Linked DNA regions of Homo sapiens: region 2 is linked to region 1. A link is an interaction called in ENCODE POLR2A ChIA-PET data of the cell type or tissue named here. Cell type or tissue: OCI-LY7. All regions are shown on one strand. Links, peaks and the distances in the headings refer to the core of each region. The heading gives the core; the rest is flanking DNA.

Evidence for each region. Peaks named below come from ENCODE experiments on the same cell type or tissue, not always from the same donor. Only the 100,000 strongest peaks of a DNase experiment are listed, where the experiment ranks them.
Region 2: POLR2A ChIA-PET joins it to region 1 with 7 read pairs; 2 of 35 experiments call an interaction of 5 or more read pairs at or near these places.

What each region holds. Positions count from the first base shown.
Region 1 is chr17:65,033,368-65,036,291 of GRCh38, forward strand. All of the region lies in intron 2 of GNA13 (G protein subunit alpha 13), which reads right to left. Among named protein-coding and RNA genes, the nearest start is that of GNA13, 22 kb to the right of the region's middle. In OCI-LY7, for the core only: no CTCF peak of the experiment used is centred there; no DNase peak of the experiment used is centred there; H3K4me3 peaks cover 1,485 bases; H3K27ac peaks cover 2,500 bases.
Region 2 is chr17:64,371,510-64,374,433 of GRCh38, forward strand. The region is part of intron 4 of PECAM1 (platelet and endothelial cell adhesion molecule 1); the gene reads right to left. Among named protein-coding and RNA genes, the nearest start is that of PECAM1, 18 kb to the right of the region's middle. In OCI-LY7, for the core only: no CTCF peak of the experiment used is centred there; no DNase peak of the experiment used is centred there.

The DNA.
Region 1 (2,924 bases), core at 252-2,751:
AGTCCAGCTACTAGGAGGCTGAAGCAGAAGGATTGCCTGAGCCCAGATGTGCAAGGCCATAGTGAGCTATGATTGCACCACTGCACTCCAGCCTGGGTGACAAAATGAGACCCTGCCTTTAAAAAAAATAATTAAAAAAAAAAAATTAAAAAAATTACAGCATACTCAAAGTACCACCAGTCATGCCTTTCTGTTTAGTTCAGGAGGAGTAAAATGTTCAGTTCATGAGGAACAAAACTTATAGCCGACAAGCCATTTTCCTTTGCTGTGTAGATACATAAAAATTAAGCAGACTCCAAGTGAATACACAGTTCCAAATTTCTTGCCAGCAATTTCTATGTACATCAGTTAAAATTTTCAAAAGAGGCCGGGCTTGGTGGCTCACACCTGTGATCCCAACACTTTGGGAGGCCGAGGTGGGCGGATCACAAGGTCAGGAGTTTGAGACCAGCCTGGCCAATATGGTGAAACCCTGTCTCTACTAAAAATACAAAAATTAGCTGGGTGTGGTAGTGGGCGCCTGTAGTCCCAGCTACTCGAGAGGCTGAGGCAGGAGAATCACTTGAACTCAGGAGGCGGAGGTTGCAGTGAGCCAAGATCACCCTGCTACACTCCAGCCTGGGCAACAGAGCAGGACTCCGTCTCAAAAAAAAAAAAAAAAAAAAAAAAAATCCAAAAGAACCAAAATTAGTCAGTTACATCATAAACCATTTCAATATTTGAAAATTTCTTTTTCAAACTAAGTATCTTTCCAGACCAATGTAAGACAGTCTATAATAGCATAAGTAGAATACTACCTTTATCTCACTTAGATAAGTTATTTCAATGTTTTCTAGCATATAAGCTACAAAAATAAACTACTGCACATGAAATAAGAGCTTTTTTGGAAAGAACTTATTACATTATTCTAGAAATTGCCTTTTTCTTGTTGCTGCTCACAAATTAATAAATTCCTCTTTATATCAAGTTTTTGTGTTGGCCTTATCACCAAAATAATTTAAGGCTAATAATTTTTTTTTTTTTTTGAGATGAAGTCTTTTCCTGCCTCAGCCTCCCGAGTAGCTGGGACTACAGACACCCGCCACCACGCCCAGCTAATTTTTTGTATTTTTAGTAGAGACGGGGTTTCACCCTGTTAGCCAGGATGGTCTCGATCTCCTGACCTTGTGATCCACCTGCCTCGGCCTCCCAAAGTGCTGGGATTAAAGGTGTGAGCCACCGTGCCTGGCCCAAGGCTAATAATCTTAATGATCCAAGTGTTCTAGGAGTATTTCCGTAGTCCTATCAAATGTTAACACAAAATGTACAACGCAGTTTAGTAATTCTCCTACTACAGAAGTCACAAAAAAAGGACCTTACTAAAATGCTTCATCGTGGAGAAACAGAGAAAAAAGTTTTAGCCATATGTTTAGTATTTATTTTATTTTATTTTTTTGAGATGGAGTTTTGCTCTTGTTGCCCAGGCTGGAGTGCAATGGCACGATCTCAGCTCACTGAAACCTCCGCCTCCCTGGTTCAAGCGATTCTCCTGCCTCAGCCTCCTGAGCACCTGGGATTACAGGCATGTAACACCACGCCTGGCTAATTTTGTATTTTTAGTAGAGATGGAGTTTCTCCATGTTTGTCAGGCTGGTCTTGAACGCCCGACCTCAGGTGATCCACCCGCCTTGGCCTCCCAAAGTGTTGGGATTACAGGCATGAGCCACGGTACTTAACAAAATTAAGTACAAATTTTAAATGTGAGAAAGGAGTTTAATACTGCAGAGATGGGTCAGCTCTGACATCATATATATTGCTGATCAGGTAGCAACATGGTAATATTTACCCCATATTTGTTCCATGTTACCATTTAGCACCACTATCTTCTGTTGGCTAAAAAAATACATATATAGCGGGAAGAATTTTCCATTTAAATAAAAAATACACATCTATTTCTAAAAAATGCCTTGCTGCTCCTCTGAGAAAATCACCTCCTCCAGGAAATGCTCATGATGCAACATTAAATGAACAGGATATAAAGTTGTACAGAAAGTACAAACAAGCTTATCTCAACATCCAATATCGTATTCAAATACTGGAAGGAAATACACCAAAATGTCAGCAGAGATGTCCTGAGGTGGTAGGATAGTGGCTAACTGGATGATATTTTACAATGAACCATGTATGTTTTAAAATTTTAAACTTAAAAAAAACAAGCTAATTAAGGTTCTGGAGCCTGTAAGTCATGAACAGACAAACCACTTTCCTACTCTTCAGTTTTCACATAATGATAACAACAGAAAGCTTAAGAATTCTGAGCCTTGAAAAATCCCTCAAGGTTAAAATACTTTTTTGAAAAGGGCCAATCATATATAATCCCATCAGCATATCAAGAAATATTTAGCTTTGTCAGAACTAGAACCCTTCGTTGTTAATTTTTTTTTTTTTTGGATTCCCAAAAAGCAACGACTTCAATTGTTAAAAAGAAAAAAAGTATATGCTGTTTTCCAACGCAGGACATACTTCCCAAATACAGTTTCAATTCCTCCACTATCTAAAGAGAGGCGCCTATTAGAGCGCTTCATAATACCCCGAAGTCCTCGTGAACGCACTCCAGGTGGAAAATTCTGCTGTGATGATGTGCTAAAAAATACCCTATAACTCAAATATTACACAATAATCAACACTAATTAATAAGGTAATTCTACGCCTATGATCACAAAACAGGTGAAAGGAAAACCCAGATGACTTTATTCCCAGTTTAGAGCTCAATCATTATCCCAACCAAACTCTCTCCAGAAGAAAATTTCCACACAGCCTATAAGGAGCACTAAATACTTTCCCATCCTTCACAGTCAGGCAGCAAAGCAAGCCAACCTGTAAATATTTTCAAAAGCTGATGAATGTGAAAATTAGCTCAAAATGTATGCTGGCACATCAGCTCC
Region 2 (2,924 bases), core at 333-2,832, 660 kb before region 1:
AAAAACATATTATAAAATATTTTTTAAAATAAAATAAAGGGGTCAGGCACGGTGCTCCACACCTGTAATCCCAGCACTTTGAGAGGCCAAGGTGGGTGGATCACGAGGTCAGGAGTTTAAGACCAGCCTGGCCAAGATGGTGAAACCCCGTCTCTACTAAAAATACAAAAATTAGCTGGGCGTGGTGGCAGCCCCCTGTAATGCCAGCTACTCAGGAGGCTGAGGCAGGAGAATCACTTGAACCTGGTGGGCGGAGGTTGCAGTGAGCCGAGATTGCGCCACTGCACTCCAGCCTGGGCGACAGAGTGAGACTCCATCTCAAAAATAAATAAATAAATAAAATAAAGGGCTTGAACAAATCCAACCAGGAACAATAAAAATGACTTTAGTCAAATTTAACTATCTTGTTTCTTTGTGGCACTGGAGTTTTGTGATTCACAATGAAAATGACAAGGCATATATGAATAGGTGGTTTACGGGAAAAAAATGTAATAGATGAATAAACAAACTCAACCTCACTAAAAACTAAAGAAATACAAATCACCACAACAATGATATATATCACTATACCTCAACTAGATTGTCAAAAATAATAAAACATTGAAATACTCTGTTAGGACCAGGCACAGTGGCTCATGCCTGCAATCCTAGCACTTTGGGAGGCCGAGATGGGAGGATCACTTGAGGCCAGGAGTTCGAGAACAGCCTGGTCAACATAGCAAGACCCTAATCTCTATTTAAAAAAGAAAGAAAGAAAGAAAAAGTTTGTTGGTAAGGATGTGGGAAAACAAACACTAGCATCACTACTGATGAAAATGTTCAACCATCTTGAAGAGCACTTTGGCAATATCTAGCACTTTGGCAACATCGAGCCAGGCACAGTCAGCCAAACCTTTTATAAATTAAAGGAATTAGCTGTTTGTTAAAGGTACTATGCAAATATTTTCTCCAGTTTGTCATTTGTCTTTTTATTTTACGATAAGTTTTTCATACTGAAGTTTTTGTTGTTGTTTTGAGATGGAGTCTCACTCAGTCACCCAGGCTGGAATGCAGTGACACGGTGGCTCACTGCAACCTCCACCTTCCAGGTTCAAGTGATCCTCCTGCCTCAGCCTCCAGAGTAGCTGGGACTACAGGTGCCCACCACCACGCTTGGCTAATTTTTGTATTTTTAGTAGAGATGAGGTTTCACCATGCTGGCCAGGCTGGTCTCAAACTCCTGATTTCAGGTGATCCGCCTGCCTCAGCCTCCCAAAGTGCTGGGATTACAGATGTGAGCCACCATGCCTGGCCTCATGCTGAAGTTTTTAACTGAAAATGCACAGGCCAGGTGTGGCGGCTCATGCCTGTAATCCCAGCACTTTGGGAGGCTGAGGCAGGTGGATCACCTGAGATCGGGAGTCAAGACCAGCCTGACCAACATGGAGAAACCCCATCTCAACTAAAAATACAAAATTAGCCAGGCGTGGTGGCACATGCCTAATCCCAACTACTCGGGAGGCTGAGGCAGGAGAATCGCTTGAACCCGGGAGGCGGAGGTTGCGGTGAGCTGAGATTGCGCCACTGTACTCGAGCCTGGGCAACAAGAGTGAAACTCTGTCTCAAATAAATAAATAAATAAATAAATAAATAAATAAAAAAAAAAGAAAATGCACAAAACATCTGATTCAACAATTTGACTACTAAGAATTAACCACATAAATAATAATAGTAAAATAGTTGCCAAAGTACACAAGTTACAAGTACAAATATCTATACTGCAGGATTGTTGTAATAGCAAACACTGAGAAAAATACCTAAATATCCATCAGCAGAAGATGAGGTAAATCACTCAAGCCCAGGAGTTTGAGGGTTGCAGAGATGGCCCATCCCTACAGTCAAGTTCTGAGTTCTAAAATGAGATAGATCTATATTTCTTCATATGGACAAAAGTCCATAAGATTTTGTCTGGTTTTTAAAAAGCTGTAAAATAGTGTGATAGGTCCCCATCTTTTGTAAAAACAAAAGATGTTTTTTCTGTGTGTGTGTGTGTGTGTGTGTGTGTGGCTGGGTGTGTATATGATATATAAATATATGTAGAAAAAGTCTAGAGGATCATGTGTGGTTTTCTCTAAGTAGAGGCATTATAAATGATTGTCACTTTATATACATACTTTATATCCTGCTCTTTTGTCTGAAAATTCTACCCAGAGCACACATGATTTTATAATCAGATAATAGAACATACAGACACACATACACACAATGGGCAGGATAAAGTGGGATGCCAAAAGAAGGGGACCATTTATGACAAAATGTAAGTTTCCTATTTTGGAAATATTTGCAAATATCTACATGGGTGTGCCTTCCCCTGACTTCTCCCGGCTTGGCAAATGAGACCGGGTCCTGGGAGTGGCTGACTACCTGTCCTAGAGCCCTGTATGTCCTGGACACTCCCCAGCTTCCCTCTGCTGTTGCCTCCTTCTCTCCTGGGAGCATTTCCCAGGCCACCTCATTTGTTTGCTGTTTGTCCAACGCAAATCTACGTTGAACAACAGGAGGCCAAGGCTGAGGACCTGGCCCCTCTTTCCTCCCGATCCCCTCCAAACCCAACTTCCTGGTGTCTGACCCTCGATGGCTTAAAGCAGTGGCTTCCAAACTACAGATCACATAATGCATCAGTGTAGTGTGTCATGGCCAGTGTTTAAAGACTGAAATAGGCTGGGCACGGTGGCTCACGCCTGTAATCCTAGCACTTTAGGAGGCCGAGGTGAGTAGATCATCTGAGGTTAGGAGTTTGAGACCAGCCTGGCCAACATGGTAAAACCCTGTCTATACTAAAAATACAAATTTAGCCAGGCATGGTGGCATGCCCCTGTAATCCCAGCTACCCAGGAGGCTGAGGCAGGAGAATCGCTTGAACCTGGGAGGCGGAGGTTGCAGTG